2 separate regions of the Mus musculus genome follow, and region 1 is linked to region 2. The links are chromatin loops, found by intact Hi-C in ENCODE. Cell type or tissue: heart. All regions are shown on one strand. Links, peaks and the distances in the headings refer to the core of each region. The heading gives the core; the rest is flanking DNA.

What was found. Peaks named below come from ENCODE experiments on the same cell type or tissue, not always from the same donor. Only the 100,000 strongest peaks of a DNase experiment are listed, where the experiment ranks them.
Region 1: a loop joins it to region 2, with 4 times the contacts of the local background. A loop is called at or near these places in 6 of 42 quality-filtered maps.

The regions. Positions count from the first base shown.
Region 1 is chr8:45,882,202-45,889,682 of GRCm38, forward strand. It overlaps Pdlim3 (PDZ and LIM domain 3), which reads left to right and starts at 3,286. Exons shown (of 8, transcript NM_001374652.2): 1 at 3,286-3,471. The coding sequence starts at 3,379. In heart, for the core only: CTCF peaks have their summits at 2,581 and 3,855; DNase peaks (open chromatin) are centred at 2,520 and 3,230; H3K4me3 peaks cover 3,479 bases; H3K27ac peaks cover 2,600 bases.
Region 2 is chr8:45,813,550-45,821,030 of GRCm38, forward strand. Sorbs2 (sorbin and SH3 domain containing 2) reads left to right here. Exons shown (of 24, transcript NM_001205219.1): 22 at 6,170-6,219. It overlaps Sorbs2os (sorbin and SH3 domain containing 2, opposite strand), which reads right to left and starts at 5,748. Exons shown (of 6, transcript NR_045739.1): 1 at 5,556-5,748. In heart, for the core only: a CTCF peak has its summit at 3,627 (motif pointing right); no DNase peak of the experiment used is centred there.

The DNA of each region.
Region 1 (7,481 bases), core at 752-5,751, 68 kb after region 2:
ATATTCGACTTGAAAATTGTGGTTTAAGTCACAGACTCAAATGATAGAAAATTACTAAATAGTTCTTTGGCTTGAAATTAGCACGGAATTTTCAAAACTTTCTGACATGGCCCTAAACATGTTTGTATCATTCAATCCTACATATTCATGGGTAGTGAAGTTCTAAGCCTTCACAATTATAAATAGTGTTCAACTCTGAAAAATAGATAGTCTGGGGCTGGTGAGATGGCTCAGTGGGTTAGAGCACTGACTGCTCTTCTGAAGGTCCTAAGTTCAAATCCCAGCAACTACAACTACCGGTAATGAGATCTGATTTCCTCTTCTGGTAGGTCTGAAGTCAGCTACAATGTACTTATTAATAAATAAATATTTCAAAAAAAAGATAGCCTGCATTTGTCAGTACCAAATATTCAGGCAGGATTTAAATGTATGTAAAAATAAACAAGCATGCCCATCTCATTTGTATAAACTTGCTTTGCTACAAGAATATATGCATACTGAAGATTTTTAAAGTAGATTTCTTTATGATTTATTAGTAACAATTTTTGGCTTACAACTTACTTTATATTACATATGTGTGTATATATGCTATATGTATATATGTGAACCGATAATTATCAAATTTGCTCTATGCTCCCAGCAGGTTTGTAGGCCTCCTCTACACCCACCCAAATATTTTGGATTCGTGAATGAAAAGACACAAATGCAACCTCTATATTTTAATATGCCTTAACTATCTCAGTAGCTTGGCCACTCCTGAACCTCCACGTGGCTAACACACTCCCCTCCGATATTCCTGAGTAAATACTTACTAAATCTGTATTTTATCTTTGCTGCCCTGGACCCTACAGGGCAGCCCTCTGGGGCTGCTCTCCCCTTTGCACCTACATTCCTGCTGTCTCTCCCTCCTGCACCTTCCCTGTGTGGTCTGTCTCCTATGCCCTTGTCATGGTGGAATCCTTGTGTTTCTTGCCCATGAATCCTAAAAGTCCTGCCTCTGTCTCCCTGCCCAGCCACTGGCCACTGGCAATGGTACTTCCCAGTCAGAGCCAACTGTGGGCAGGGACCCTCAGCACAGATGTGAAGGTTCCTGTGTGATTTGGGGAGCTGAATTAACACAAACAATATTAGAACCAACCCCCACTATATATGTATGTATGGAATATGTATGTGTGTTTGTATGCATGTATGTATGTATGTATGTATGTATGTATGTATGTATATTCAGGTTCATATCAAATTTCCTGAATAAAAATGAGTCATTAATGGAAAAAGTTGAAGAAGCTCTGATCTAATGGCACCAAATATTTGGTGCAATGATTATATATATACGGAGAGAGAAAGAGAGTGAGGGGGGGGCAACCGGACCTATTAGCCAAATCATGAGATAGGTTTAAATAATTGGTGATGACAGTTATACAACATCTCATTATTTTTGCAACAGTTATTTGTGTGTGCAGACATCTGTGTGTGTGTAGCTGTGCATGCGTGTATATGTGGGTGCACACAGAGGTGTGGGGCAGGGTGGGGGTGTACAACAACCTAGCCAGTGACTGACAGAGGAAACGTGGTCTATAATCATACACCTATTCACAGTAGACAAAATCAACAGAACATGTTATGTTTATTTTACTGATAATTCAACAAAGTAGGACACTGGAAAATACCTGGATCTAGAAAATTGGCCTTTCTATCCCCTGAGACCCAGGCAGCCCAGCACAGTGGGTGGAGTGGTGCCATCCCTGGCTCTGGGTGGGCTGGTGACATTCCTGCCCTGAGCTTTCCCAGACTGTTTTGTTCCATTTACAGGTTCCTGGATCTGTTATCTTTGCTCCAAGCACCGTCCAAACAGAACGCTCTATTGCAAGTGCTCTGCTCTCCTGGGCCAGGATGACCCTGTGCTTGCTCGTTAAGTCCAAGACCCTTCTCTCGGGTTTTAGGCAATTCACACTTCTCTTTCCCCATCCTTGCCTCTCTTCTTAAGAATCAGAGCATCCTAACCCATAGCACCAGATACACTTGATTCTACACTACATCTAAACCAGGATGCTACCCAGACCCCCCCCCCCCACACACACACACACACACCTCTCCTCCTGGTCCAAGCAGACCCTCGAGTTGAGCTAACCTGGATTGTTTATTTTACTTCTACCATTTGTTAGCTATAGGATTTGATGTGAGCTCTTCCAATTCAGAGAAGCTATTCGCCAGCCTGAGAAATGACACCAGCCAAAACAAAGGCACAAAGACACAGGTAAAGCAATCATTACCACACCTGGACCACAGAGGTGACCAACAAATCTCCTTGGTGACCTTCTGCCGTTTCCACTTTCCCAGACGGATTCCTTCCATTTACGGGTTCTTAAATCACTTTTTTCTTTTCTCCCAGTACATCGGAACAGAATGCTCTATTGCAAGTGCTCTGCTCTGGGTCCCCTTTACTCCCACTCCCACAGACACCTTCATTTTGGCTGCAGCATCCAGAGAGGCGTCCTGACTCTTGCCTCCATGTATTAAACAGCCGTGTCCAACATGCAGAGTCTAAGCAGTGTGCTGCCGCCTGCGGCTGGGATAGTTGTGAATGTAGCCCAAACTTAAAACGAAACGTACTTAGCACGCGGTGAGATATTGAGGGGTAAGCAGGGCAAAAGAGGGGGTGATTCCGAGCGTAAACTTCACAGATAACAAAGTCATTTCTGTATCACAAAGACAAGCACAATCTGCGTGGGAACATATATTTTAATTATAGAAATACTCGACTTTTTTTGTTTTTTATGCTGTGCGGGGCGCTGCACAGAAACATTTCATTTTATTGCCACCAAATCCTTCCAATACTCCTACAAGTACAATAATTACTCCTGTTTTTACAGCCGAAAGAAATGAAGACTTTAACTTGACCAAAGCTAGATACTAAGAGAGAACATCAACGCGTGCACAAAACTGCTAAATTCCTAAGTGCCTGGTTGTGCTTGGGTTTTATTTTAATTGAAAGCATAGAGGCTGCGGTGTGATTGCTTTTAACTTCCCAGTAAAGTGCACCGCTGAGCAAGTAGACGATAAACAGGAGGACAGGTGTTACTTAATGGAATGATGGAAGCTGTAACCCGAAGCCTCCTTGGGCGGGGAGAGGTCTGGGCGACTGCACCCAGCTGGGAGCGCCTCTGACCAGGCGCTGTCTCTCACTTCCAAAGTTGGAGCTCTCCTTGGTGGGAGGGGGCGGGGAAGAGGGGAGGCCAGTGACGTCACTCGCAGCAGGGATAAATCTCCGGGACAGCATTCCCAGTTAGGTCGCAGCCCCAGGAGCTAAGTAGGTTGTCCGGTTCCGAGACAAGCGCTTTGCAGAGCCACCGTCGCTGGACCCACTCGAGGGAAGGCACCATGCCCCAGAACGTAGTTCTCCCGGGTCCTGCGCCCTGGGGCTTCAGACTCTCTGGGGGCATAGACTTCAATCAGCCTTTGGTCATCACCAGGGTAGGTGTTTTCCATTCTGATTTTGTGCTACAGGTCACCTGGCATCCGAGAGTAGCCCTGGAGTTAAAGAGAGAAACCAAGAGACCCAGGGAGGGAGGCAGGATGGTGCACTGGCGGGGGCCTGAGCTTCTGGCTCCCAGTTAGACTTCAGCAACAAGCTGGAGGATGCAAAGCAGTTCTGAGATTTAATCAAGGCAGCTCACAAACTCTGCATCCCTTTTCCTTGGTCCCCAGCCACATTAGCCAGAAAGGTCAACTGACAGTGCTGGGCTCAGAGGAGGGCTCCATAGCTGAGGGGTGCTTTTGGCTCCCCACCACACACACACACACACACACACATCAGATATGGAGAGCAAGAAAGAGGTGTCACTCTAGTGGTTATTTGGTGGCTCTACACTTGCATCTGAGCAGTTTTCTTGCCTGGATGGGAACTTCAGCAGGGTACTGTTCTCAGGGCACAGCTTGGACTGGCCAAGTCGGAACCTCTCATATCAGCCAGACAGGGAAAATATTACTAATGTGTATTCCTCCGTTTCCAGGCATTTTGGATAAATATTTTTCCAAAGCTTGGAACTTGGCTGACGAAGCATTACCTATAACTCAAACTGCAAAGAAAACCTGGGCTATAGTTTACCTGATAGAGAGCAACCACTCAGTCTAATAACTTTAAAAAGGAAGACTGTAGTAGCAAAAAACCAAACTGCCTTATTCCAGGGTATCTTAAGCAGAACCCAACAAGAAGGAGGGTGTAAAAATGAAACCCAGGGTTCCTTTTCTGTCAGCAAATTTCTAGAGTAATTGTTAAGCATCTAGTTGATAACTTCCTCAACTTTTGAAAGCAATCTTTTCAGTTACTCATGCAAGCCGTTCGAAACGTGAAAGCACAAACTTTTAAATGTTATCATTTTATGTTCCAAGTGTTATGGTTTTCTTATTTTATGCTTCTCTGCTCATGCTATATTTTATGAATACATGCTTTATAACCTGATCAATCACAGGTTTTGAATAGGGCACTGTACACACATTAATATTATTTGTGGCGCCCTAAGCTTTTGAAGAAGCCCAAAGCGTGTATCATAGGGTTGCATACAACGGCTCATCTCAAGCTTTGTTTTACATTTTTCAAAAAAACATGTAAACACATCTGACATGTGTTTTTATATGAGACATTAAAACATCCCCCCAGAAATGCTCTTAAGTAAATTAAGCAGAAAATGCTTCCATGGTGTGGGCCAAGCCATTCCTTTTATAGATTTACCAAAGAAAACAGTTTCCACTGTCTCTAAGAAATATGCCTAGTTTATAAGGTCCCACTTGCTCATATTAAGTAACAGAAGCTCTTGAATGCTAACAAAGAATACATCATATTTAAATTAAATCCAAAAGAATGGATTATGTCATAAAGACCCTTGGAGAAAATTTATAAAGGAATTATCTTACTATTACTCTGTAACATATCTGTCTAATGAATCACATGTTTGAAGCTTGGGATCATTGACACTTAAAGCAAGATTTATCTTAGTGCAATCTTACATCTGCATTCAGACTACAAAGACCATGTATTTGATGTCATGACATTTTTATTTGAAGAGCCATTCTGTCTTGGATTTTTAACTCAGCTAATGTGTGTCACAACTGTGGGCACTTGATTCAATAATAAACCAGATGTTATTTATTTAAAATACACCTTTCCGATGGTTTTAACTTCTAGGGAACAGATACCACCGAATTGTTCCACCCCGACTGTCCCCAAAGCCATACATATCAGGGATTCTTGTTAAATCAATGCAAGCCCACTTAACTTGGGCTTTTATGCCTTTGTGGATTCTTATTAAGAATATTACGTTCATAATAATTACAGAGACATGAGAAGTCACCTGGGTGAAAATTCAGAGGTGTTAGTGAAAAGTATCTGCTGCTGCTAGGCAGTCATTCCATTTTGTAAATTTAATATTATTCTATTACTTCAGTCTACGCATGAGAAAAATGTCCCTCACTGTCCCCAGTGACATGCAATTTGTCAGTGGCGCTGTTCTTCGGGCTGCTGCCTTTATTCAAGATATCATAACGTCCTGCCCAGAAGCCTGCCTATAGTCTCCAAGTCACCCTGCATATTCTTACCATCCGCCTTTGAAAGGTGCAGTGGGCTGTCCATTTTTCCCATTAAGCATCCTTCAGTGACATCACTAGCTTCTAGACAACAGAAGGTGGGCTCTTCTGCGTGGCTGTTTAACTCTCTGTTCTGACTTCTTTTCTTCCCTGCGTCTCCTGTTCCTCTTCTCACTCCATACAAGGACAGTGATGCCACAGCTCAGGGCTGTTTATGATCTCGTTGGCATGGCTGTGCTTCTGATACACACCACTCTCTCCCAGAATTCTTCTCTCCAGCCCTACCCCGTGGTCCACTCTGCCCATGAAAACCTAGCCCTCCTCTAATCCTCTAATGATGGTCACTTCATCTATTGCATAATCATACATAGCTTTCTGCCTATCCTCTCTTATTATCTTGTCTATACCCAAGATACTTAAGCATATCTGACTCCATCACTTGCTCCCCAAGGGCAGGAACCTTTTATGTCGGAAACTGTTTAATACATAGCAGCACCTGGTATATCACATATGTTATAAAATAAATATAGCTATAATACAAATGACTAAGTTGCTCACCTTTTACATAACTTTATTGTCATAAATAAGTAGATTGTGCTCTCAAAATACTCACCCCACAAAAAAAGGTAATTGTCTGTTTTGTTAAGGACACAAAGAACTGAAGTATGCCATACTTTCTGTCATAAGAAGTTCCATCCATTTTCTCAAGCCATCTAAATTTGTTTTGGTCCTCCTACAAGCTAGATTGGATGTACCCCTGCCTGTCTGGTGCTGTATCAATGCAGACTGTGCAGGGCCCTCGGTTCATGACACTGCCACTTTATAATGGTTTGAAAGTGACACCTTCAAGTCAGACCATACTTAAGAGTTTTCCGTCTCTGCCTGTGCTAGCCACTGACAGTGTGTGACTCTGTCTTGATGCTGGACAGTGGTAAAAGGCCACGGTTAGTGCCAACCAATCGGCAGAGCAACCGTGAGCCTCTACAGTGTATTGCACTGCTCTACAACAGGACGTTCTGCAGGTTTGGTATATTCAGTGTTGGTTGATTTAAGGTGTCTCCAGCTGCATAAAGAGGTTGCAGTTGCTTGGGATATAACCTCATGCTAAGTCAAGGAGCTTGCACATAGTAAGCACCTGCTCCTTAGGAGACAATGGAGCTGCAGCCAGAGCTTGTGGGAGAGCTACTGCTTGTAGGGTCTGAGCCAAGGCTGCCGAAGCTTAGGCCTCAAATCCAAAGAATTGAAAATAACGGCTCCCATAGACTTGCAAGAGTAGCAAGATTGCTTTATTCTGAGTACAGCTCAGAGAGGGAGACACTGTCAAGGCTGCCAAGGAGCCTTATGAGTGAGACCACTCAAGTACCCTGTTCACTGGGGTGGGCCTTTTTTTTATAGGATTTAGGAGAGGAGGGGGTCGGTTACCAAGGGTCATAGGGTTTAGGTAGTTCTCTATGTTGATTGATAGATTAGGATATGTGCTTATCTTATGGCTGCACATGTCGTTCCCACAATGCAGCTGGCTTTAATTGTATGCATAATCCATTACACATAGACGTAAGATAGTAAATAGAAAATTCTCCTAAGAATTTGCTAGAAAACACAGTTTTCTAGAGGGTTCTAAGGTTGTTAAATACACTTTTAGGAGTGGGGTGCGTGTGTATAATCTACAGGCAAAGAAACTAGGCTAACGCAATATCACTGGAGGAGCATACATATCCAAAATCAGGGTTCCAGGCTGCTGAACTGTCTGTCTCCTGTGTTCTCCTGCTTTAAGGCAACATATGTTACCCACGCCATCTACTGAAACTGCCGTTCACAGAGTTACCACAAAGAGTTTCTGTCCCATAATTATTCACAAACCCACTAATCAGTGGAATAAAGTTTAGTATAATTTGAAGAAA
Region 2 (7,481 bases), core at 1,510-6,509:
ATACTGTTCACTATACTAACATTTTTGTTAACCCATATCAACCATTCTTTAACTCACATGAAAGAAGGAGGGAAGAAGAAAGGGAGAGGGAGAGAGGGGGGAGGGAGTAGGAGAGGGGACAACATCATGGTAGTTCCACAGACATCAGACCTGGACAATCTCAGAACTTGCTGTTTCTTCTTTCAGAAAATGTCACATGAACACACACAGCAGGGAACAAGGAAGCTTAGGAACAGTGGTCTACCCTCAGTGACCATGTGCTTGAGTGGAGACAAAACCAGGACTGGATAGTGGAGAGCATCCAATATCCTCTTCCATAAGCAAGCATCCAATATCCTCTTCTAGGACATGCATGACAAGAATGTATCATCCCAAGAGACTAGAGACCACAACCTGTCATGGTCATGAAATTTAGCCTAACCTAGAGCTACAATCTTTAACTTAAACGTTAGTCTTACTGATGTTCTCTTAATTCTAGTCAAATTCCAGATCCTGCATTTCCAGCTGCCTGCCACAGAAAGAAAAAAAAAAAAAAAAGCAAATTCGTGTCAAGACTTGCTTGTTCACTGCCATAGTGAGGGCCTTTCTTTGAAAGAATGCCAAAAGAAGCCGTGGTCAGGCCATACTCGATGTTTGGTTATATTTTTCTACCTCTCACTCTACCCACACCTCCCTACAAAAATGTCATTTTCTTCTTAGGAGCATTGCTAGGACATTTATGTCTAAAACTACTAACGCTTTTTATAAAGCTTGGTAGGCATTCAGCCAAAGTTTCTCTTGCCTCACCTTGTTTATTATTGCCCACCATTTGGTTAAAAGCAGAGAAACATGGCAGAGTGCTTTGTGCAGTTGTGAAGCCTTCTCCTAGGAAGGAGGTAATACTCTTAGCCACACAAATTACATTTCTCCTGCCAGCTTCGCTTTCCAAACTGTGTCTTCACTGTGCGTCCCCCCTACCGTAGAAGCTGCTGATCCCGGAAGGGTGAAAGCCAAGCCGTACAGAGCAGACAGAGAAGCTGCGAGACGCCTGTTCACCCTCCCCTGTTCAGCTAATATTTAAGCATGGCATGCTGTGTGTGTGCAGAAAACCGGAAACCAAGAAGGTTCCTCCCAAAGGCCACGGAATGAAGACGAGAGCTAACCCACTTCTTATGGCTTTTCTAGGCTGACTTAAAAGGCAAGACATCTGTCCTGGGTAAGCCGCCTCGGAGCCCAGTGATGTCTAAGAGGTCGTGCGGCTCTCCTGTCAGCGGTTCCCACAGGGTAGGGTCGGACATCCCCTACCTGCTGCAGCCATCCTGGCCACCCTGGCTCCTCCTTAGGTGACTTTGCTGTGATCGTGCAGTAAGGCGAGGCTGAGGAGTCCCTGGAAATCAAGTGACCAGTGGTTGAGGAGCTAGGAAGTCAGATCTGAATGGGCCGTACACTGCCTTGTTGTGGCGCGCCTCTTGTGTAAAGGGCGCGCCTCAAACACTAAACTACTCAAACAAGAGCACAGCGTGCATTGTTTTCTACATCTGTTTTCCTTCCATAATCAATTGCTGGTTTCCAGTCACTATTTTTAGTACAGAGAACTAAGCTATGGCCAGTCATATGCCAAGCTCACCTGCTTCCGGTGATGCTAACTCTTAGTGCCTTTTGGTTTCTATGGATTTATTTTAAACTGTCAGCCATTTCAAAATATTCCATTGCTCAGGAGACACATGCTACTTTTTCACCACGTTGCTCCCTGTGATACTGCTCTCTGGGCATCTGTGCATTCCCAATCCCCTTCTATCTTTGAGGTCAGTTGCTTCTCCTTCAACTATGCAGTTTTGTAACATCTGCAGAACTTGGACGGATTCTAAATGGCACCCTGAGTTCTGGGGAATGAAGCCAAGGAATGTGGGGTTTTTCATCTATGCAGACTCCAGGGTTCCTTTCACCATATCTAAGTTAATGGGCCCTGATTTAGCTTTGGCTGGCCTGCCACACAGCTCTGCATTTCAAGGTCTTGGAGCTTAATTTTTAGTGTTCCCATTCTATTTCATAAGTACAAGTCGTGTTTCACACGTAAGGCATTCTGTGCCTTTTGCTTTGCAGAGTCAGATCTGCTTCCATTGTTGACGCAGACTCGTATTGCCATAGGGGAGGAGGGAGTGTCAGTTTGTAGAGATTAATCTCTACTGACAGCCTTCCAGAGCTAACACAAATACTCACAGGAGGCGATAAGAGACAGACAGACAGACAGACAGACAGACAGACAGACAGTAAGTTAATTTTATAAAACTTAACAGAACTCATTCATAATTTCCCATGGGTTAGTAAGATGCCTTGCTTTGAGTCGCCCTGAGGTTTTTTTCCTTGCCTATATTTCCATTTTATAAGTTTGTGTACTACTTAAATGTCTGAGGGCCAGAAGATTCTCCTTTATTTTAATATGTGTTCCACGTTCCTAATCTAAGAGAGAAAAGAGGCCGGCCAGTAAGTGATTTTTGTTTGTTAGCTGAGTCACAGCCCTCTATTTCTGGCTGACACACACTACAGCTAGCATTTGCTGAGAAAGAAAGTCTTGGGAACCCAAGAGCTCCAGAGACCTTGTCCACAATGGTTTTTAAAGTAGCATCCATACCTTTTAGAGAATCATCTAACCTACCGCTGATCCTCCTGGGGTGGCTTGAGGGAGGCATAAGTAAATACTTGGCTTTCAAACTTCTAGCTGCAATAGTGCATGTTGTCTGCTAATCCCAGATTATAGGATAAACCTCAAAGAAGCTTCATAAATTTTTATAACTGATCATATATATATATACATATATATATTGGTTTTTCGAGACAGGGTTTCTCTGTGTAGCCTTGGCTGTCCTGGAACTCACTCTGTAGACCTGGCTGGCCTCAAACTCAGAAATCCACCTGCCTCTGCCTCCCAAGTGCTGGGATTAAAGACATGCGCCACCACACCCGGCTTTGATCCTTTATATTAATCTTAATTACTGATCCTGGCTTTGCACAGTACCATGTGTTTAAAACCTGCCTCTTTTGTATCCATTTCTATATCATTTTTAAAAAAGGAAAACTCAAAGGATGTAATATGTACTTATGAAAATCTCTGGATGAAACCATTGCTTTCATATAGTTCATCCCCATGGTAACGTTGAGGAGGGAAGACAGACATTAAATATTTAGGGCTCTGTGAGGCATCATTGGGCTTTCAAATCTTTGTTGAACTCGAAAACCTTATCAAGAGAATATAACCATAGCTAAATTCTTGCTTAAAATGTCTCACATGGTAATGGCAACCTCTTAACTTGAAAGCTGCTTTCTCAAGCTCACAGTTTGCATAAGCCTCTCCAAATATTATAAGTATATAGCACTCTATAAAGATCTCAGCACACTGAGATGCTATGCATGATAGAAATGCCTGAGCAGTTAAAATAGAACTCAACCTTAAACAGTGCAGGCTAACAAGTCATTTCTTCTCAAGAATTGAGACTGCAGAAAAGGAAGAGCGTGGCCAGCAAAACAGATCATTATTACTTCCAATTATCTTGTAGGCTTCAGAACATCCTTTCAAAAAAATCAATCTAGGCCCAAGGGATTTAATCCCTGTTAACAAAAGGCGCAACTTTTACATGTTACTACCACTGACCACCACTAGGTGGCGATGGGGTGCACAAACTGTAGCAAAGATGGTATTTGGAAGCACTTTGCTTGAATAACCCACAGGAAACCCAAAACACAGATGCTGAGTTTAACCAAATCAATCCATCTAGTCCGTCATAATACGTCATTCAACAGAGGGCCAATCAAAATCGTCCTTCCATCTCTTTTTGTCATTTAATGAAGGGCAAAATGTCTTTAGATGTACGTCTGTGTAACTAACACCCACAGTGAAGTTGAACTATTACCTCTGGGGTTTTCACTGTATAGCATGTAAGATTAAGGAGAGGAATCTGTATATGGCAAAAGAAAACTATGAGGTGAATTATCTATTCCTTTATGGGCTCCACAGGGGGAAGAGGCTTCTTATCCTGTTTGTCTCCCTGATCTTAGGCTGAGGCATCTAAGCTGCATGACCAAGGTCGATAGCAGACAGTGCCCCACACAGACACAAATGCACATCCATAAGTGACCGTCAACACTACAATCCCTCTCCTCGCCAAGGACCCGTAAACTATATTAACTCTAATGCCGGAATGGGCAAGTTTCCTTAGAAACAGATCAGTAGTTATCCATTCATCTGAGGAAGATTCCTATCCAAGAAACTCTTTGAAATGTCACAAAAGTCACAATTGAATGAGATAGCGCAAACCCTTCATATTACAGGGTGGAAATTGCTGGCACACACCCAGGAATTACGTGAGCCCCACACAAAGAGCCCAGCTTTCCTAACTGTCAAAAAGACAGTGTACTTAAATAATTAGGGAGGTTGGAGGATCAAAGGCTGTGAGCAAGTAAAAGTCTAATGATAATACTAAATACCGGACTATCACCCCCAAATCTCCTTACTAACAGGTTGATACAGTTGTTAACTTCAAAAGGAATTAGAAAAGAACTGGAAGGGTAATGTGTACATTATGGGTGACTTGCACTTGTTTCTCTGTGTATTACATTAATTAATGATTCCTTAAATTAAAAGTCTCAAAAATGTCTAGAGGAAGGTCCCTCTTATGTAGCCCTGTAGGCCGGCCTTGAGCTCACTGAGATCTGCCTCCAGAGTGCTGAGATTAAAGGCATGCACCACCATACACAGCTTAGTCTTCATTATCCTTGAAAATAATATCATTTATGCATTCGATATTTTATATTTAATAATATCGTTTGTAAATTTAAATACTGTTTTATAGGAGTAAAGCATCTATGGGGCTGGGAATTCCTATCCATTCTTCAGTTTTAAATTTATGTATTCCATCATAGATATTGAAAAAAATTACAGGAATACTACTTTAAAATGTTCCCAATTAATAGGCTTACAGCAGTGAACTTAATTTGCACTAAGTTAATGATGTGGGTTAGGAAATGACGGTTGAATTTCGAAAGGGGTCTGTTCACAGTCTCATACTGACTGCAACCCCAGGGCTCTCTACCCACCCTTGGACCAGAGGTGTCTATGGACAGTGTCAGGGTAAATCCGTCTAGTTTATGATGATCAATAGTAATGATGTGTATCCAAGCACTGGTCCTGGTACCTGAAGACGTGGCCCTAGTGACTAATTGCATTATTATTAGCTTCTAGGCTCTGCGTTTGTTATCTTAGCAGGTAGCTGTCATTTAGCAGAACAATATTTGAAATGTGAATGGGTCATATGTATCTCTTTCCCTGAAACATAGCATATGGGTGGTTGATGTAAAATACACTGAGCTTCCATATTCAACAAACATGTTCAATTGCATTCTCTGAAGTATTTGTGTGGCTATACAGGATGCTAAGGCTCGTCATTTCCAATATTATAAGTATCTATTACAGATACTGGTCTTGATGCTTAGTTTAAAAAGAAAGGAAACTCTTTTGAGAGTTCAGTGCACTGGGGATTCCTACCAATATTTCTCTTCGAAGGTAAAGCATTATATGTTACCTGGATCTTGTCCGTTTGCATTCTTCTTAAAGTTCTCTGTGTTCCCTTTGGAAAACTGCATGTGCTTCCCTGACCCGGCCCTCACCCGGTTGCGAGCGGAGAGTTTAAATTCGCATCCAGCATGGGATGTCTGGCTCTTGACTTTTTCATCTGTACCGTACGTGGCAATGTCTTCCGTGAAGGGAAAGGCTGGGAGCGAGTGTGGTTCCGGCTGGGCGTGACTTCCCTCTGCTTGTCTGAGAAAGCGCTGGAGAGTGAGGTTGAATGGTGTCCAGCCTCCCCGCTCCTGTGGTTTTTGTTCTTGCTCTTGCCATATTCCTGACCTTGGAAAAATCAATGAGACTAAATGTCAACTTCCCCCAAAGCTTGAGGAGACCAGATTGTGCTCAAAAGTTTGAACCTCGGGTATTTTGACTTTAAGCACCCTTCAAAATACTTGAATTACTAAGCATACAGAAACCCTTTATTTGGTGGACTTTTTTTTTCTTCCTCTTGGTTTTTTACAACAGGAAATATTAAATGTCAAGAAAAAAAAGTACCATGCTATTACCCAAATTGCCTTTTTAATGATACCAGTTCAAACATTGATGACATTGAAAATCATTTCGTTTCAGCCACAGCGTCCTGGGTTCTCTCATGAAAACATTCAAGGTGGGGGAGAACCGTAAGTATTCTTCTTATCTTCTAAATGAAAGGCTAACCTCGAGCCACAAGGTGGGCAATACAGGCACCACATAGATACAGAGGATAGTAGGACTTTGCAAGTGATGGGGATCAAATAGCAAACATGGGGTCTCCAGTACAAGAGATCACATTGTTCTGCTTTGTCAATGAGATCAGATGCTAAGGTTTAAGGGAAAACAGAAGGGCTGGTGGGATAACTCAATGGTTACGAGAACTGGCTGCTCTTCCAAAGGACCTAGGTTCAATTCCCAGCATCCACAAGGTGGCTCATAACCATCTGTCACTCCAGTTCCAGAGGGTCCAACACCCTCTCCTAGCTTCCATGGGTACCAGGCACTCAAGTGGTACAAATACAAACATGTGAGCAAAACAAGTATATACATACAATTAAAATATAAATAAGTAATAGAAGAAAACAGAAAATGATTTGTACACGGAGGAAATCATACAATGTTCTACTGACTCCTACACATTTAGAAATCTGCCTTTTCCTTGGCTGGCTGTGTAACTGGTAACCACAACTTTGTTTCACCTTTGAATACTTCAAAAGTATACTTAAGGTATAATTCCAAAATTATAACATGTGCTTTAAAATGTCTTTTGAAAAAAAATAGCAGTATTAAAGCACTCACTACTGTTCAAATGTATGATACAATCTCCATGCACAGCAAGAATGTGCCTTTTCAAATGTTCCCCCCAAATCTCCTCTCCTTTCTGACACATACATTAAACCAACCTGCAAGTACCAGCCATTGTCTTTCAGAGTTTCATTTGTCTTTCTATGGCCCAGTTTACAGTAGCGACTCAGATAAATAGAGACAAAAGGGCACTTCGCTTCCTATGGACCCCTGCCTGTGCTGAGTGAAAAGGACACCTCCAGAAGCCACACCATGGTCCTCAGCCTTGCCCCGTACACCTCAGCACTCTGCCCAAGCTCTGCTCACTAGTAAAAAACCATGCTGACCAAAGATGACTTTTTGTGGGCAGGCCCTGGTACAGAACTGGTGTTTTCTGCACCAAAAGTCTTGGTTCTTCATGGTTGAAAAGGCGCCTTTTGGACCTCACCACTATTTTCTGAAAGTGCCTCTCCCCCACTCTGGCTGGAAAAGTGTTCTTCTGAAGTCCCCACCACAACCAGACTAGGTGAAAAGCAAGGGTCACTGAAAAACTTCACTTAACTGCAAAACTTTAAGAACACTTCTCAATAATGTTTCTGCTGTTCTTTTAAGTGTGCCAACAATG